2 separate regions of the Homo sapiens genome follow, and region 1 is linked to region 2. Evidence: read pairs that join two places in POLR2A ChIA-PET (ENCODE). Cell type or tissue: PC-3. All regions are shown on one strand. Links, peaks and the distances in the headings refer to the core of each region. The heading gives the core; the rest is flanking DNA.

Evidence for each region. Peaks named below come from ENCODE experiments on the same cell type or tissue, not always from the same donor. Only the 100,000 strongest peaks of a DNase experiment are listed, where the experiment ranks them.
Region 1: POLR2A ChIA-PET joins it to region 2 with 7 read pairs; 5 of 35 experiments call an interaction of 5 or more read pairs at or near these places.

Annotation. Positions count from the first base shown.
Region 1 is chr3:128,564,141-128,573,764 of GRCh38, reverse strand. LINC01565 (long intergenic non-protein coding RNA 1565) reads left to right here. Exons shown (of 3, transcript NR_125802.1): 3 at 1-1,765. Among named protein-coding and RNA genes, the nearest start is that of LINC01565, 7.1 kb to the left of the region's middle. RefSeq lists enhancers at 4,153-4,829, 4,830-5,508, 6,187-6,865 and a silencer at 4,825-5,119. In PC-3, for the core only: a CTCF peak has its summit at 5,840; no DNase peak of the experiment used is centred there.
Region 2 is chr3:128,428,756-128,438,379 of GRCh38, reverse strand. It overlaps LOC124909428 (a long non-coding RNA gene), which reads right to left and starts at 5,974. Exons shown (of 2, transcript XR_007096075.1): 1 at 5,587-5,974; 2 at 3,397-4,301. RefSeq lists enhancers at 2,101-2,788, 4,773-5,353, 5,354-5,933, 5,934-6,514. In PC-3, for the core only: no CTCF peak of the experiment used is centred there; DNase peaks (open chromatin) are centred at 1,889, 3,119 and 4,359; H3K4me3 peaks cover 1,883 bases; H3K27ac peaks cover 3,735 bases.

The sequences.
Region 1 (9,624 bases), core at 2,222-7,221, 130 kb before region 2:
CCTTTCATTGTTTCGCTACATGGATATTAGCACTGATGAAGGAAGCGCTCCATCAGATAGTGGTCCGCTGCAGTGAGCTGGTTTCCAGCACGAGCCTGCCTAGACTCAGCGTCTCCCGCCTCCAGGGACCCCCAGACTCTCAGCCCCTAGGCACCCTGGGCCAGGGTGGTTGGAAGCTTCTAGGCATTGTGGGGTCTCTGGCACCAGAGACACTCGGGGGTCTGGGGACCGAGTTTGGGCCCTGTACCCACCCACTACCATTTGACATGGTGAGAGAGAGAGAGAGAGATGACGAGCTCAGGCAGGGATGGCTTCTCCAGTGCCCACAATGTGCCAGGACTCTGCTGTGCCACTGTGGGCCTTTCCTCACCCCTCCCTCCCAGACATCAAGCTCTGGTTTCCAGCTGTGTTCCTTGAAGCCGTCGGGCTCTCTGGTGACAGCCACAGAGCCTCTGAGCAACTTTGCTTTCAGCTATTTTCCATGACCCAGTCCTGGGTAAGGCTTCATTTGAATGAAGGGTTCTGCTGCTAAAAAAAAAAAAAAAGTCGGAAAAACCACCTGATCACAACTTTCTAAGGCAGCTATTTTGTTTTGCAATGAGATATTTGCAGTGGTTTCACTAAAGCCTGATCTTCCCACTGGACTGTCGGCCTGTGAGGATGAGGACGTGTCTATCACAGTCAGTATGCCCTGAATGAATGGGTGTCACCCTCCTCCCCCTAGTGAGAGATAAGGACCTCAGGCTCAGAGAGGTTATGTGGTTTTCTCAAAGCCACACAGCAAGATTTGGCAGGTGAGCCTTACTTCTCTTCCTGGGCTAGCCTGCGGTCAGGGGCAAGGCTTTTGGATGATAAGAGTGAGGTGCAGTCAGCTCTAGATTGGGGGTGGCAGAGGGAAAAGGAGGGGGGGTTCCCAAAGCACCATTCTGCTTTCTGTGAGAAGGGATTTCCCCTCAACAACTTCTGTCCCATTTTTCAGAGCTAAAGTGACAAGCCACATCCACGTCCCTGGTTAAAGGTGCTCCCCCTGCAGGAAACACATGTGCACTTGGGATGGAGCCCTCTGTGCGGGAGCGGCTTGCTCACCTCTCAGCCAGTGCCAGCTGGGTGGGTCTCTCCCAGCTCTCGAATCCTAACTGCAGCCACCATTTATTCAGCACCTGTTATGCACCAGGCACTTTATGTATCTTATTGCTAACCCTCAAAACAAGCCCTTCCCAACATAAGCGCTTTTGTGCCAAACCCATAGGTCTGAAACTGAGACCCAGAGAGGCTGAATGACATGCTCACAGTCACACAGCAGGCAGTGGCAGGCAGTAGTGAAGTCGGCTCTATGGATTGTATACCTGGGCTCCTCCAGGCCTCTGCGCTGCCCGGCCTGATACCCTAGCAGGTTGGGTATTCAGAGGTGCCTGGGGAGCTTGTTAAAAGTGTAGATTCCAGGCCTCCTTACCCTTAGAGACTGTGACTCAGTATCCGGGGCAGGGCCCAGGCATCTTCATTTTGACAGGCCGTCCCGGTGGCTGCCATGCGCAGGCAGGTTTTAGGAACATCATGGGTGGATGATTCCTGGTCTCCCCAGCCCTCTTGACCTGGCCACAGAGAGCTGCCTTTCCAGCGAGGTCAGCCGAGATGACGCTGCCGGGAGAGCAGTCTTCTCTGTAGTCCCCGGAGGGGACTCCTCGGAGGAAGGATGAGTCTGAGGGTTCCGGTTGTCTTGGCCTGAGACCACCCAAGGTCTTTTAACAGAAAAAAACTTTACCCATTCCCAGTGTTGATTTCATACCTTTATTTTATATATCTATTTTTATTGTGGTGAAATACATATAACAATAAAATTGCTGGGCGTGGTGGCTCACGCCTGTAATCCCAGCACTTTGGGAGGCCGAGGCGGGCGGATCACGAGGTCAGGAGATCCAGACAATCCTGGCCAACATGGTGAAACCCTGTCTCTACTAAAAATACAAAAAAATAGCCGGGTGTGGCTGCACACACCTGTAGTCCCAGCTACTCAGGAGGCTGAGGCAGGAGAATCGGTTGAACCTGGGAGGTGGAGGCAGCAGTGAGCCGAGATCGCACCACTGCATTCGAGCCTGGGCGAAAAAGTGAGACTCCATCTCAAACAAAACAAAACAAAACAAAACAAAACAAAACAATAAAATTTACCACCATAACCATTTTAAAGTATAGAGTTCATTGGCATGAGATACAATCATATTGCTGTGCAACACTCACCACTGTTCATCTCCAGAATGTTTTTCATTGTCCCAAACTGAAATTCTGCACCCATTAAACACTAACTCCCCATTCTCCCTCCTCCAGCCCCCGGCAACCACCTTCTACTTCTCTGTGTCTGTGAATGTGACTGCTGGGGATCTTATATGAATAGAATCATGCAGGACTTGACTTTGTGTGCCTGGCTTATTTCACTCAGCATCATGTCCTCCAGGTTCACCGATGTGGCAGCAGAGCTCAGAACCTCCTTCCTTTTTAAGGCTGTGTAATAGTCCATTGTGGGACAGGCTGCATTCATTTATCCATTCATCTGTAGATGGACACTTGAGTTTCTCCCACCTTTTGGCTATTGTGACTTTGGCTTATTTTAACATTATATAAAATGAGGCCAGGCATGGTAGCTCCTACCTGTAATCCCAGCACTTTGGGAGGCTGAGGTGGGAGGATTGCTTGAGCCTAGGAGGTTGAGGCTGCAGTAAGCTGAGACCAAGCCATTGCACTCCAGCCTGGGCCACAGAGCAAGACTCTGTCTCTAAAAAGTCAGCCAACCAATCAATCAATCGTTCAATCAATCTGTGCTCACCTAAAGCTAAACATTGGTACTGTCTACTCCTACAACAAGATGAAAATGAAAGATAAGTTAAATCCAACCAAAATTACAAGATGAATAAAATTCAAGTGAATGGTATTAGTCTATGCCAATGAATAATGCTGTCTTGCTTGAAACAGGAATGTGGTGCTGATGGGCTCAGTGCAGCTTCCGTGGAATCTGGCACATTCTGTAACCACTGTGACAACTCCCTTTTCCTCCTCCTTTTCTCTGTTTGAACTCCTGCAAAGCCTCAGTGTCTTAAAACACATCCAAGTGCCATTGCCCTTCTCTTGTCATGAATGCGTCCTTTCTATCTGACATCCACCTTTCTTTCCTTAGTATCCTGTGGCCATTAAAGTCGCACCGAATGGCTCTCAGGCCATGACCAAACTGAACATTGGGACTGGAATTTTGCAGGTGCAAATAATCATGGAAAATGACTTCCTAAAGTTAAAAACTCTTGGTGAACTAGCAGTCTGGAGACCATGCCCATTGGCCCCAGCTGCAGAGGCGGTGGTCCAACCTCCTCTTCAGGTTGCTTCCACCTGCCTGTGTAGTTCTCTGCTGTCTGAAGTTACTCTCTGGTCGCCCTGGTTATCAGGAGGCTTCAAGGCTGTGCTGGCTGACTGCAGATAGCATCTCAATCTATTTCCAAATCCGAGTCCCCACGAGGCACCTGTCGGGTTCTTCTCCACTTCTATTTATTTATTTATTTAAAGACAGGGTCTTGATCTGCCCCTAGGCTGGAGTGTAGTGGTGTAGTCATGGCTTGCTGCAGCCTCAACTTCCTGAGCTCAAGCCATCCTTCCGCCTCGGCCTCCCGAGTCGCTGGAGGCCACAGGTGTGCACCACCATGCCTATTTATTTACTTATTTTTGTAGAGATGGGGTCTCACTTTGTTGCCTAGGCTGGCCAACTGCTGGCCTCAATAGATCCTCTCGCCTCAGCTCCCCAAAGTGTTGGGATTACAAGCATGAGTCACCGCACCCTGTGGCTTTTTCACTTTTAACTCCCAATGCATTGCCATGCAGAAAGGCTATGCAAGATCTGAGATAAGAAAAACCCCCTCCCCAGATTATGGACCCTGCACCATGCCTTTGGCATTTGGGACCTCTCTTTCCTGATTTCTTTCTTCTTTTCTCCCCCAGGCATGGGCCATGCAGAACTTTTATTATTATTTATTTATTTATTAACTTTGAGACGGAGTCTCGCTCTGTCATCCAGCTGGAGTGCAATGGCATGATCTCGGCTCACTGCAAGCTCCGCTTCCCGGGTTCAAGTAATTCTCCTGCCTCAGCCTCCCAAGTAGCTGGGATTACAGGTGCCCGCCACCACGCCTGGCTAATTTTTTGTATTTTTAGTAGAGACAGGGTTTCACTATGTTGGCCAGGCTGGTCTCAAACTCCTGACCTCATGATCTGCCCACCTCGGCCTCCCAAAGTGCTGGGATTACAGACGTGAGCCACTGTGCCCGGCTTCAACTTTTATTATTTTTAACAATATGACTCACCATTATTGAGCACCTACTATGTGCCAGAGACTGTGCTAAGTTGTTAAAAAAATTTTTTTTAGAGATGGGGTCTTGCTATGTTGTCCAGGCTGGTCTCAAACTCCTAGCCTCAAGTGACCCTTCTGCCTCAGCCTCCCACAGTGCTGGGATTACAGGCGTAAGCCACGGCTCCTGGCCTATACTAAGTTCTTGACACCCGCTGTCTCTGTGTCCTCAGTGCACCCCAGGAAGGACCGTAGTGCTTCTGCTCCCTGCATGGGGACCTTCAGAGAAGTCCAGTAGCTCTCCTGGGACCACACATGCAGGAAGTGGCAAGGCCAGGTCTGGCTCACCCCTCTGAGGCTCCACACTGTCCCACCATTGGGTTCATTCTTTGGGTAAAATGTTGGGCTGGGTGCTGTCTGGTTCTATCAGTGGGAGAGACTGGCTTTGAAGCCATTCCCAGGCCGCCCCTGCCCCAGCGCGGGAAGTTGGCCGTTCTCTTCTGGGCTGGCGCTTCCTGAGGCAGCCAGTGCTGGAGACAACAACCATCTTTCTCCCAACATCAGTTTTTCCCTCCATTGTTTAATGACTGCGGCTCTAATCTGACTCCGTTCTGTTCTCTTTCATTGTAAATGTGTGGGGGCCCTTTAGGCGGGATGAGTAAACCAGGCTTCGGGGGGCTAGCTGGGGCACCCACAGCCATTTATACCATTGTTTATGTGGGAAAGCGGTTTCGTCATCCAAACAACAGCCTTACAAAAGAATGTTAGGAACACAATTAGTTTGTAAATTGGTCACTTCCTGTCTTTGTTGGGGTGGAGTGAGGATGGGCACAGTAGTTAGTTTTAAATACTAAATGAGATAGTACATGAAAAAAAAAAAAGCCCAAAACACAGTGATTAGGGCACTGGACCCTCTCAAAAAATTCGTAGTCACCACGACATTCTTATTATTGTTATCATCGTTTCACATGATGGTAAAATCTGTGTGGCTCAGGAAGGCAGAACAGAGACCAGTGAGTTGCAGGTGGTGACCTTCTCCTGGAGTAAAGGGCTTCCTAATCCATCAAGTCCATTCACAGTGGAGCAGACTGGCAGTGAGCTCCCCCATCCCTGAGGGTGTTCAAGCAGAGGCTTGGCCTGGGCAACAGGACCCTTGAACATTCCATCCAAATGTCGAGTTCTAGCTTCTCTCCCTCCCTCAGCAAGCCCTCAGCTGGGGCCATGCTGCCCCCCGCCCCCAACAGCCAGCACACATCGCTGCTTTGATTCTGCAAAATGGACCAAGCAGCTGCAATGGACTTGCCGGACAGCAGAGCGCAATTGCCAAAGGCAAGGACTCTGGAGCGTGGAGGTCCTGGGTTCGAATCCTGACTTTGCCACTGCCCAGGAGCTTAAACATAGGCAGGGGACTAACAGTTTCTGGGCCTGTCAAATCGGCCCAGTGAGTAGCACTGATCAGCTGAGGCTCTCGGGAGGATTACATTAGGTAAAATATGTAAAGTGCCTAGTTTGGAACAAGACTCTAGTTCCATCACCTGCCAGCAGGGCAAGTCACTCAATCTCTCTGAGTGTCACTAACTTCAGCTCTGAAGCCGGGTGGTGATGTCTTCTGAGCACAAGGTCACGGTCATCGTGATGCTGGCAGCCACTCTGGGAAATATCAGGCACAGGGTGGACCCTTGGCAGGTGGTGATTATCCCAGCCTTAGCCAAATCCATCCCCTGTGCCATGAAGCCCCCCTCAGTTTTTCTTTCTAATAACAGCTAACCCTGAGCATGTGCCATGTGCCAGGCATGGTGCTAAGCAATTTCAATACAGTAACTCACATTCTCAGTACAGCCCTGTGGAATGGGCAGTGTTGTCATAGCCGCAGCATGGAACGGGCAGGGGAGGAGTGCAGAGGAGTGCAAAGGGACTCACTCAGATTCACACAACCAGTTAAATGGCAGGGCCAGAGTCTGACTGCAAAAGTCTTGCTCAAGAGAAGATCAATCTGCAGACCCACAAGGCTGGCCAGCTAAGTGCCCTGTGTCCAGCCGTGTCCCTTTGCCACATTGGTGGTGGCCCCGGCATGCCCGACTATGGTCTGGCTGGGAGTGTAAGGTGCTCACGGGCTCAGGGAGGGCTTGGAACCTCCCTTTGTACTCACCAGCACCACGCTCTGAGCCTCCGCAGACCCCATGTAGATAGTCTCTGGGAAGTCAGTTTCTCAATCTTGACACCCACCCCCCACAGCTCAGGCTGCAAAAGCCCTGGCCTGGACAAGGTGGTGTGGCCAAGAGGTAATGTGGAGAGGGGCAGTAAGTCGGGAGGTGGCTGCTGTACCCTGGCCCTACGACCAAGGCTGTGACTTTGTGCAATCTAGCCGAGCTCTCTGAATTTCCCTTCCTCCTCTTTTTTATTGAATATATATATATTTAACACAGATGGGGTCTTGCCATGTTGCCAAGGCTGGTCTTGAACTCCTGAGCTCAAATGATCCTCCCACCTTGGCCTCCCAAAGTGCTAAGATGACAGGTGTGAGCCACCATGCCCAGCCCCTTCCTCCTCTTTTAACATGAAGAGTCACTAGAGATTTCCCAGTAGCAATTCCAACACAAACTTTCTCTCAGTTAGGACAAGAGCTAGAAATACTATTTATGTTGGTGGGAAAGTAGATTAGGACAATACAATCAAGAAGAGAGACCTTGAGCGAGGCTGAATGTAGGAAGTGGCTAAAATATTGACCAAAATTCCTCCTGAGACCTTAGAGTTCCCTTTGTAAATAAGCTGTTCCCTACCGTGAGAACTAGGGATAGGGAAGGTGAGCAGATGGGCTGAGCTGGGGCCTAGGGCAGAAGGAAGAAAGGACCAGGGGTTGTACTGTACTCAGTCTCTCTTTTCCAGAATGTCTTCAGAATCTGTCTTCTAGATTGTTCCTTCCCTGTCAGATTTTGAGGCAGAGGCTTGGCTCTCAGACCTCCTGTGGTGATGCTGTTCTAATCTGTGACTTGCTTTTGGGCCTTTGTTTCCCATTCCCTGCAATTAAAGCACACTGTCACCAAGTGGCAGTGGTGTTTCTATCTTGCCTATGTGCTCGGAAGATTTAACGGTGGCTGTGAATTCAACCAGAACTGAAGACATTGGCTTAAATTTTATTTTATTTTATTTTTATTTTTTGCGACAAGCCTTGGTCTGTTGCCCAGGCTGGAGTGCAGTGGTGTGATCATGGCTCACTGCAGCCTTGACCTCCCGGGCTCAAACAATCCTCCTGTCTCAGCCTCCCAACTAACTGGGACTACAGGTGTGTACCACTATATTCAATTAATTTTTAATTTTTTTATAGAGATGAGGTCTCACTATATTGACCAGGTTGGTCTCGAATTCCTGAGCTCAAGTGATCCTCCGGCCTCAGCCCCCTAATATGTTGGAATTACAGGCGTGAATCACCATGTCTGGCCTTTTTTTTTTTTTTTTTTTTGGTGGAAACAGAATTCTGTATTAGCATTTTGGCTGCTGCGAGTTGCCAACTCTGTTCTTAATACTGCCTGCCTTTAGGAGTCCATAGTCGCAGACCTTTTCCCTCAGATTCTCATTACATTCCTGATATAACATCATGGTAGAGATCTCTTTAGGAATGGAAAGGGGAGACTCCTTCCGTGGAGTGAAAAGCTTGTCTTTTTCCTTTGAAAAATGAGGTGAGACTTTTGATTTTTGCAAAGGCACTAGGTGGTTTGTAGCAGCCCTTCCACTGAGGACGCCCAGAGGAGCTGCACAAAACAGTCCAGTCGAAGGCCTGCCGGAAGGCACTGGAGAGCTGACGGTGGGATGAAGATCCACGCAAAGGAAACATGGGGAAAGGTGAGCTCAGCATTTGGGGTCACTTTTTCCTTGAGGGCGATTGCCAGTGTCAGAAGAGGTGGCTGAGGGCTGAGCGGTGCTTTCGCAGATTGTGAGGATAACGGAGAGAAGGTGGTGGGAGCTTGTTCCTGGCTTGCATTTTTGGTTGGGACCGCGCAGCACTACACCCGGGCATACGGGTGGACTGGAGACCTGCACCAGTCCTGGCGAGATTTGCTGCTCAGTTTCAGAGAATATCAAACTCTACAGCTGGATTTAGGATTGCCCATGCCCTCGGCACCTGGAAGAAGCCATTTGAATACCTTTCTGGAGGAAGATAGCAGCATTCTAGGTCTCATTATTTCTATTAACAATGTTTAAAATTTTAACGTCAAGCACACAATAATAGTAGCTAGGCCCAAGCAGAAACAAGACTGCACGAACGAATGCCAGGAGAGACAACAGATAACAGAAAACAGACAAGAAGAAACGGATGCCTCTCATTTTGGAAAATCAAAAAAGAAAAAAAAGAGTGAGAAATGGACAGATCCACAATTATAGTAGGAGGTTTTTATATACTTCTTGCTTCTCTCACTAACTCATAGAACAAGCAGAAATATATCAGTAGGATATACAGATTTAAATAACATGATCAGCCAACTTCAGACAGATACAACAACTACTCAGGTTACACATTTTTTTCAAGCCCACATTGGAAATTTACCAAAATGGATTCATACTGGGAAACAACTCTCAAAAACGTTTCAAAGAATTGAAATTATACAAAATATATTCTCTGACCACAATATAATTAAGTTAGAAATACTCATTAAAAAGATAACCAAGTTGGCCAGGTGCAGTGGCTCACGCCTGTAATGCCAGCACTTTGGGAGGCCGAGGTGGGTGGATCACGAGGTCAGGAAATCAAGACCACCCTGGCTAACACGGTGAAACCCCATCTCTACTAAAAATACAAAAAATTAGCTGGGTGTGGTGGCGGGTGCCTGTAGTCCCAGCTACTCTGAAGGCTGAGGCAGGAGAATGGCGTGAACCTGGGAGGCGGAGCTTGTAGTGAGTGGAGATCGCGCCACTGCACTCCAGCCTGGGTGACAGGGCGAGACTCCATCTCAAAAAAAAAAAAAAAAAAAAAAAAGATAACCAAGTCTTCAAATGTTTGGAAATTAAACAGTACTCTTTCTTTTCTTTTCTTTTTTTTTTTTTTGAGACAGAGTTTCACTCTCGTTGCCCAGGCTGGAGTGCAATGGCACAATCTTGGCTCACTGCAACCTCTGCCTCCTGGGTTCAAGTGATTCTCCTGCCTCAGCCTCCCGAGTAGCTGGGATTACAGGCATGTGCCGCCACACCTGGCTAATTTTGTATTTTTAGTAGAGACGGGGTTTCTCCATGTTGGTCAGGCTGGTCTCGAACTCCCGATCTCAGGTGGTCTGCCTGCCTTGGCCTCCCAAAGTGCTGGGATTACAGGT
Region 2 (9,624 bases), core at 1,587-6,586:
GGCTGGGCTGCAGCTGGGGGAACCTGGATGCCCCTGGGCACTGAGGGGGCACCTGAACTCTGAGCTGGGCCCAGGGCTGGGCCAGAGGCCTGCAGCAGGCCCCATGGTGGCCCAAATGCCAGGCTTTTGGGGGAGGTCATTTGTGGTTCAGCTCTTGGGTCCCATAAAGGAAGGCCCCGTGGGGAAGCGAGTTCTCTGTGAGCTTCAGTTCCTTTCTTTTCTTTTCTTTTTCTTTTTTTGTTTTATTTTTAAATTTTTTTATTTCAATAAGTTTTTGGGGGAACAAGTGGTGCTTGTTTTATTTCAATAGGGTTTGGGGGAACAAGTGGTTACATTAACAAGTTCTTTAGCAGTGATTTCTGAGATTTTGGGATTTTGGTGCGCCTATCACCTGAGTGGTGTACACTGTACCCAAAGTGTAATCTTTTATCCCTCACCACCCACCCTTTCCCCTGAGTCACCAAAGTCCAATGAATGGATCATTCTTATGCCTTTGCGTCCTCATAGCTTAGCACCCACACATGAGTGAGAACATACGATGTTTGGTTTTCCATTGCTGAGTTGCTTCACTTAGAATAATGGTCTCCAATTCCACCCAGGTTGCTGCGAATGTCATTATTTTGTTACTTTTTATGGCTGAGTAGTAGTCCATGGTATATATACACCACATTTTCTTTATCCACTTGTTGATTGATGGGCATTTAGATTGGTTCCATATTTTTGCAATTACAAATTGTGCTGTTATAAACATGTGTGTGCACGTATATTTTTTGTATAATGACTTCTTTTCCTCTGTGTAGATACCTAGGAGTGGGATTGCTGGATCAAATGGTAGATTTACTTTTAGTTCCATTCATGTCCTTAGCCCAGTTTTTGATGGGATTGTTTGTTTTTTCTTGCTGATTTGTTTGAGTTCTTTGTAGATTATGGATGTTAGTCCTTTGTCAGAGATACAGATTGTAAAGATTTTCTCCTACTTTATAGTTGTCTTAACAGACTCTGCTGATTATTTCTTTTTTGTTTTTTTGAGACGGAGTCTCGCTCTGTCGCCCAGGCTGGAGTGCAGTGGCGCGATCTAGGCTCACTACAAGCTCTGCCTCCTGGGTTCATGCCATTCTCCTGCCCCAGCCTCCTGAGTAGCTGGGACTACAGGTGCACACCACCACGCCTGTCTAATTTTTGTTGTATTTTTCAGTAGAGACAGGGTTTCACCATGTTAGCCAGGATGGTCTCGATCGCCTGACCTCGTGATCCGCCCACCTCAGCCTCCCAAAATGTTGGGATTACAGGCGTGAGCCACTGCGCCCAGCCTGATTATTTCTTTTGCTGTGCAGAAGCTTTTCAGTTTAATTAGGTCCCATCTATTTATCTTTGTTTTTGTTGCATTTGCTTTTGGGTTCTTGGTCATGAAGGCTTTGCCTAAGCCAATGTCTAGAAGGGTTTTTCCGATGTTATCTTCTGGAATCTTTATGGTTTCAGGTCTTAGATTTAAGTATTTGAGCCATCTTGAGTTGATTTTTGTATAAGGTGAGAGATGAGGATCCAGTTTCATTCTACATGTGGCTTGCCAATTATCCCAGCACCATTTATTGAATAGGGTTTCCTTTCTCCACTTTATGTTTTTGTTTGTTTTGTCAAAGATCAGTTGGCTGTAAGTATTTGGCTTTATTTCTGGGTTCTCTATTCTGTTCCATTGGTCTATGTGACTATTTTTATACCAGTACCATGCTGCTTTGGTGACTATGACCTTATAGTATAGTTTGAAGTTGAGTAATGTGATGGCTCCGGATTTGTTGTTTTTGATTCTGAGTCAGTTTCTTCATCTGTAAATGGGATGGCTCCAGCTGCCCTGTAGGGCTGTGAGAGTCCTGAGGTTTACTGATCCGATCCTGGCAGGAGACGTAGTCTGCAAACTAGGGGAAAGGGCTTAATGAGCTGGCCACTTACAGATGCTGCTTAAGGGATGGTGACAGTACAGAGAGCAGGAAGCCACCATTCCTGCCTCTAGGGAGTGGGAGCAGGGCTGTTACTGGAGCTCTCCCAAGCTGCAGCCCAGGAGAGGGCCACCCTCCCACCACAGTGGGGACTGTGGCTCTTAGTCAGGACATGGCCAGCCTCAACCCAGGAGATGCTGGATGAGTAGTTCTGGCCACTCTCTCCTTCCACCCTTCCAGTCTTCAGCTGGTGTCCCCATTGGTGAACCAGACCAGAGGCAAGGGCAAGGGGACCGTGGCAGCAGAGCACACAGGGCATGGAGAGGGATGGCTGTGGTCGTGGAGGAGGAAACAGAATGTTCAGTATAGTAAGTGAATTGCTGGCAGCCTGGGAGGCTGAGTTGTGCTCTGCCCTGGGTCCCTGGGGCTATAGCACCTATGAGAGAGACTTGCTCTCTGAACCCCTGGCCTGAGGCTGGCAGGAACCACCAGGCAGAGGGCACCCCACTGATGAGGGACGGAGGTGGTATAGGCCTGAGGCTGTACTAAGTGCTGGCAGCATGGTTTTTGTGACTGGGTCTGTGAGAACCAAGCCCATGAGGGAAGCTGGCCCAGCCAGGCCCTGGGAGCGTCTGGAATGTCAGACAGAGACAGAGAAACCAAGACGGTGCCTACCTGCAACCCAGAATCCTCAACAACCTCACACCCAGGCAGCCCCAGGTCATGCTGTCTCTGGGCTTTAGAGCCTCATCAGGGGCTGGTAAAAACTCTTCCTTGCAGCACCCCCTCAAGTGCTGGGCCACCTTGGACCTGTAACACCTCTCCCCAGGATCACCTCTTTCTGTGCCACCTCACCGCAGGCAGTGACGGGAGGTTCCTAGAGGATACCTGGGTGCCTGGCCCCCAAAATCTGGTGACAGAGGCTGGGACAAGACAGGGGCAGCTCCTAACCCCACCTGTGAATCAGGCTGGGCCAGGGCTATCCTGTCTTTGTCCCGCTTGGGTCTCCTGCCCAGCCTGGCCAATCTGCACAGACCTTATCTCGGCCATCCATCCAGGCCACCTGGACTAACCAGTCCTGCCAGAAACTGGATCTGGCCACAAATGCCCCTCCCTGGGGGAGAGGGCAGTGAGACAAGCCCCCCACCTTCCACTGGCCTTTCCTGCTGGCTGAGCCAGAGGGGCAGGGCCCAGGGGTAGAGGAGTTGGGCCTCTGGGCTCTCCTCCCCTCCCCCGCCCTCTCCTGTGACAGGCAAGGCTGGGTCTAAGCTGAGAATGACGCATGGCCCAACAGACAGACTGAGCCATGTCCCTCTCCTACCCAGTTGCTCAGCTGCCAGGGAGTCACAGCCAGGGCCAGGAAGGGAGGGATCGCTGCAGAGAGTCGAGGAGCCACGCAGTGAGCTCCCAGGACCAATTTTTCTTTGTTCAAGAGGGAAACTGAGGCCCAGAGAGGCTCTTCTTTATTTGTAAAGCTGTTTAATAATCCATCATATGGGACCACCAACTTTTTCCTTTATATAAATTGTCTCTTGTGTGCCTAAAGGTAAGCATTCTACCCATGTAGTCTTATGTCTTCCTCAGACGGCCCTGGAGGGGTTGGGTATTGCCATTATTCCCACCTTACAGATGAGGAAACTGAAGTTCAGAGAGGTTAGGACAGTTGCCCAGAATCACACAGCTGGGCTGAGATTGGAACTCTCATCCACTTGCAAAGCTGTGCTCTTGGGGTGGCTTCCAGGTTTCCCCATGACATAACTGGGTCTTCTTTGTCCACTCATCTTATTCGTGCCCTTTAAAGATAAATTCAGCCTGGGCAACATAGTGAGACCCCATCTTTCCAAAAAAATTTAAAAAGTAGCTGGGTGTGTTGGTGCACACCTGTGGTTGCACTATTTGAGGGATGCTGAGGCAGGAGGATTGCTTGAGTCCGGAGGTCAAGGCTGCAGTGAGCTGCGATCGTGCTACTGCACTCCAGCCTGGGTGGCAGAGCGAGACCCTGTCTCAATAAATAAATAAATTTTAAAAAATGAAGATAAATTATTCGAGGTAAGTCACTGGATCAAAGCTTCCGCAGAATTTTGAGTGTCATATTGACAAACTGCACGCCAGAAGCAGGGTCCATGGGGGCTCCACCTGTCCCACAGCTGCCCGGCACTGCTTGTTGTCAGTATTCTTGCCTTTTACTCCAGAAATGAGGAATGATACCATGTGATTCCATGCGCATAACCTAGACTTGAGGCATCTCGTCTGTGTTGGCCATTTCTGTACCTTCTGGCGTGAATCCCAATCCTCTGTTCTTTGCAGGAGAAGACAAGGGTTGGGAGGCCACAGGTTCCTACTGCTCTCTGGCCTCAGGCTACTCACCTGCAAAATAAAGAGAGAGGGTGCTCCTGGGATGATACTAGCAGCTGACCCTGGCAGGGGACACCAGCTCCTCCGGCCTGATTCCAGCTGCAGGAATGTTTCTCCTCCCAGGTCTTGCCCCAGGCCTGACTCCTGACACTAGGCAGTAAATAACTTTCCATTTGGTCACCCCTGTTTTGGAGAATCTTTTGCTCTGGAGAAAGTGGGCGTGTGCCCCAGTCAAGCCCCACCCCAGTTACCTAGGAGGAGACAGGACCTTAGGGTTGGGTCAGGATGGGTGGGAGAGGGGTAGGTCTGGGAGGGTGGGGATCCTGGCATCCTAAGCATGAGTGTCATTGCCCACGAGGGCCCTGAGCTGCGGGCATCCACATCCCCAGGCCACATCGCTGCATGTGAGGCCAGACGTATCATCCCAAGGCCACCACACCAGGTGGCTGCAAGGCCGGTGGGACAAACCTGGCTCCTGCCTCCTCCTAAGCCCACCAGTCCTCTCTGCCCTGGAGCAGCGCTCATAGTACAGATGGGAAGACTGAGGCAGGAATGGGCAGCGATTGGGTCCCAGCCACCCACAGTGGGTACAGAGGTCTGGCTGGCCTAGGACCAGTTGGGAGGGATGGGGCTGCCCCCCACATGTGCCCCACACCCTTGGCAGCGGCAAATCCCAGCCCCTGCTCCAGGGCTCCAGGTGTGTGGACAGCAGGTTCCTTTGCAGGGAGTGCGAGCAAGAACACAGGCCAGGGACGCCCAGCGACTGGAGTGGGTCACCTGGCGCCGGGGGGAGGGAGGAGCGGGTCCCAGGGCAAGGACGACGCGGTCTTCACGGGAGCCTCGGCATGATGTGGGAGCGGAGTTGTCCCCCACCCCCCAGGTCAGCTGCCCGAGCGCCGCCGGGCGAGGCCGGCCGCCAGCGGGCCATCTGCATGACAAAGGCGCGCCCCGGCGGTGCGAGCGGGAGAGGGGCGCCCCGAGCTCCGCCCGCCCGCAGGCCCGCAGCTGCCCTGCTAAGCCTCCACCCCGCGGCCCGGAGATTTGGGGGGCGGGGGCGGCACGCGAGCCCGGGCGCTCAGCTGTGTTTGCTCGGGGGGGAGCCAGGCGGGGCGGCGGGGCTGGGGCGCGGGACAAAGGCCCGGATCTGACCGACCCCGCAGGTGGCGCGGGGGAGGGGGCGGACGCTCCGGGAGAGGGCGATGGGGGAGGGGCGGCCTCCCGGCTGCCCAACCCCAGCGCCCAGAAGCTGAGACCCCCTCGGGGGGCCGCAGTCCCCGAAACCTGGCCTGGGGATCACCTGGGTCCTCCTCCAGGCCCCCGGCCCTTTCCTGGAATTCCAAATGTTCAGCAAATGCGGCCACCGTCCGGGCGGGCTGCTTGATTTGTCCTCAGCTCCAACAACACTTTCTCCCTGGTGCCTCCTCCAGTGCCAGCAGGGGTGCCCAACGCCATGTCCCCGGACCACCCTCTCCTGGGAGCCTCTCTCTTCACTTTCCCGCATGTCCAGGGAGCCAGCTGGCCTTCCCAGCCCCACATTCACCGCAACCAGCCCCTTCGCCTTTCCCGCTCCAGGAAACAGTCCCTCCACACTCCCGCTGCCCAGGCCAAACCCGCAGGCACCGGCCTCCACGCCTCTCTCTCCGCTGGCTCCACCTTGGACGTCTCCCCAGAGGCGTCTCCCCCTCCCAGTTCCGGCCGCTGGTCCCGCCGCCATCGTGCTCACCTGGACCAGTGAGCACCCTCCCTCCTGTACGCGGCTCTATCCCGCTGCAGCCCATTCTCCTGCAGCAGCCGGAGGGTCTGTTAAAGCCAAGTCAGAGATCCTCCCTCCTCTGCTCCACACTCTCCCTTGGCTCCCACCTCACTCACAGGAAAAGCTCACCCCGCAGTGGGCTCCAGGACCACCTGATCTCACGACTGCCACCTCCCCCATCTCTGGCCTGTCTTTCCACTCAGCCTCCCCAGTCTCCTTGGTTTCTCCTTGGGCGGCCAGGCCTCCGGCCTCTGCATGGCCGCTACCTCTGCTTGGAACACACTTCACGGGACATCTGTGTGCCTCACTCCCGCGCTTCCTTCAGGCCTTTACTGAAATGCCGCCTCCTCAGTGAGGCCCTCCTTGGTTTAAAATGTCAGCATGCCTTCTTCAACTCCTTTTGCCTTGCTGTCTGCCCTAGTTTTTCTCCTCGGCACTTCTTCCTATTGGCATTTCTGCACGTGGTACTCATTCCCGTTGCTCATTTTGTTTTTTGTCTTTCCCATTGACTGTAAGATGCACCAGGGCAGAGACTGTCTCCTGTTGGCTGTTGTGACCCCCAAACCTAGCATGGTCCCTGGAACACAGTAGATGCTCAGTAAATATGTGCTGGATAAATGAGTAAATTAAATCCTTTACGCCTCCACAGCACCCTGTAAGGTAGGCCCTCTGTAAGGTAGACACCCTCCTCCCCATTCTACAGATGACAGTGCTGAGGCACAGAGAGTAAGTCACTTGCCTGGGTCTCATGGCTAGAAAGTGTGGGAGGCCGGATTTGAATCCAGGACCTCACTTCCCAGTAAGGTCTCAAACTAGTGGCCCACACACTGTTTTTGGCTCTCAGAAAGGTTTTGTGTGGCTCGAACAGTTTCAGAAAAAATTGAATAAACTGTGGCCATTTAAAAATCAGGAGGCCAGGCATGGTGGCTTACGCCTGCAATCCCAGCACTTTGAGAGGCTGAGGCAGGAGGATTGCTTGAAGCCAGGAGTTTGAAACCTGGGCAACATAATGAGACGTCCCCCACCCCCACCTCTACAAGAAATAAATATAAGACTGGCATGATGGTACATGTCTGTAATCTCAGCTATTTGGGAGGCTGAGGCAGGAGGATCACTTGGGCCCAGGAGTTTGAGGCTGCACTGAGCTAAGATTGCACCACTGTACTCCAGCCTGGGCAACAGATTGAGACTTCATTTCTAAAACACAACAAAACAAAAAAATCAGGATGCTTTATGCAAAATTCCAGACCTCCAGCTTTCCTTGCAAAATCGGAACCTCTGGCCACACCGTGTCCCCAATCCCACAAGGCAGCCACTGGCAGGGGCTGAGTGGCACTGCTCCTCAGGACTGGCATGGACTGCCTTCATGCCCAGTCTCCACCCCACTGCTCCTGCCCCTGCCCCAGGCCTCCCTCCCGTGAGCGTGAGCATTCTGTGCCTCTGCTCTTGCTGTTCCCTCCGCCTGGAATCCTCTTTCCACAGTTCTTGGCCTGGCTGTCCCCTTCTTGTCACTCAAGGCTTAGCCCCTCCGGAAGCCCTCCGTGCCCACTTTGGCTAAGGATCATGATCTGAAGTCACTTTACGAGTGTATTTGGTGCCTGCACACTGTCTGTCTCCCTAAGGAGGATGGCAGCTCCAGTCGGCAGGAGCCAGTTCAGCCCATTGCTCCCGTCCAGGGCAGCACCTGTGCCCACACCAGGCTGCAGGCTTGTTGATTGACGGAATGAATGAGCCGATGAATGAATGAAGAACTTGCGGGTGGCAGCCGCTGTTGTGAGCACTTCCCATGCCTGGAGCACTGTCCTCTGTGCACAGCAGGCTTCTGTGCGAGCTGGGGCTGGGTCACACACAGATCTCTTGCCGGGGATTCAAGCTGTGGTGGCTTCTGTGTTCCCAGCCAGGGCCTCAGGCTCTGTGACAACCTTGAGAGGCATGGGCAACCCTATCCCCCACTCCAGTGCCCAGCTCTCGCTGCAGATCTGGGGCTCTGAGTCTTCCGGGTCAGCTGAGCTGGGCCACATGAGGGTCACCTTCCTGGTGTTGCAGGGGCAGCCCTGCCCCCTACTTGCCCAGAACGTCCCCCAGGTTTCAGAAGGAGATAGCTGTGTGAACTGGCAGTGTGCAGGCTGATTCCAGGCCCAGCTCCTTCTGTTTCTTGCTGTGTGACTTGATCAATTTATCTCACCTCTCTGAGCCAGTTTCCCCTTCTATACAGCGGGAACACTGCCCCTGCTTGAGACTTACTGTGAGAGCTCCTGTGCACACCCCCAGCGCCAGTGCCCAGCGGGCACTCAGCACACAGGACACGGTCTGGCCTCCCCTCTGGCTGCCCAGGTGGAAGGCCTCCCCATGACATCACTCCTGCACAGGGGCACCAGCAGCCAAGGGCCTGGGGTCTGTACCAGCCGGCTGGTGGCGGCCCTGTGTGCACACTCATGTGTATGGTCTTGGGTGAGGGTGTGACCATGTGGATTGTGTGTGTGCATGTGGCTACTTGTGACTGTGTGTGAGTGCCCACACATAGGATCACGTGTGTTGTGTGAGCCTGTGGTTGGGGATGGCTGCTGCCCGGGCATTGGCTCTGTGTCACGGCTTGTCCGTAACTCTGTGTCCCGGTGTGTGATGGTGATGGTGTGGTTGTGGGTGAGACACTGGACGAGGTCAGGGCCAGGTACCCGAGTGGTCCAGCCAGTCCTCGGCAGCTGGGTGGGCTGGGTGGGAACACGCTCGCCTGGCTCTTCAGGCAGCCCTCAGGTGGGGAGTGCACTGGGCCCCAGCTGACCCGGGCTGGCTGGGCAGTCTGAGCCAGAAGGGGCCGGTTGACAGGGTTTCGGGAGGCCACTGCACCCCGGGCCATCTGTTCTCAGGACCTGCTCTGCTGGTCATGCTCTGGGTCCCAGGGCCCGGGATGGGGGCAGGAGGCTGCCTTGCTTATTGCAGCCCTGGGAGCCCCTCTTCTGACGATGTGTCAGATACAGCGTCCTGCGTGTGGCCTCCCCGCTCACCCTGCCTCCACCGCGTGCCCTCACTGTCTGCCCAGCCTCCTCCCAGTAGCACTATGTTCTGCACCCATCTGGCTGTGAGATGAGGGCAGGGACCCCTTCACCACCCATATCACGAGGACACAGGGCCCAATATGTTCATCCAGCACAGACCCAGTTCCCTGGGGTTTGTCGATGGAACGAGTCAGCTGGAGGTGGTGGCTGCTTCCACCCCTGGCCAGGTCGGCCTCACTGCTGGCCCCTGTCGCTGGGGGAATCGACAGCTCCCTCCCCCAGCTTTCCAAGGACCTCAGCGGGAAGCACAGACCCTCCCAGGGACCTCCACTTTTCCCTGCCAAGACTCCAGGCTCTGTGGTGGGTCTGGCTTGTACCCCCTCCCACACAGTTCCCCAAGGCCTCAGGCCCCCCAAGTGGAGAGACACCTGGCAACCTGGACCTGTTGGAGAAAACTAAGCCTCCGTAGGGACTCAGTTTCCCTGCTGGACTGGCTGGGGCTGCTTGCCTGGGGAAGCTTCCCTTGGTCTATCTCGGGTTCAGAAGAGGGCTTGGCTTGCCAGGGCAGGGGCAAGGCAGAAGCCCC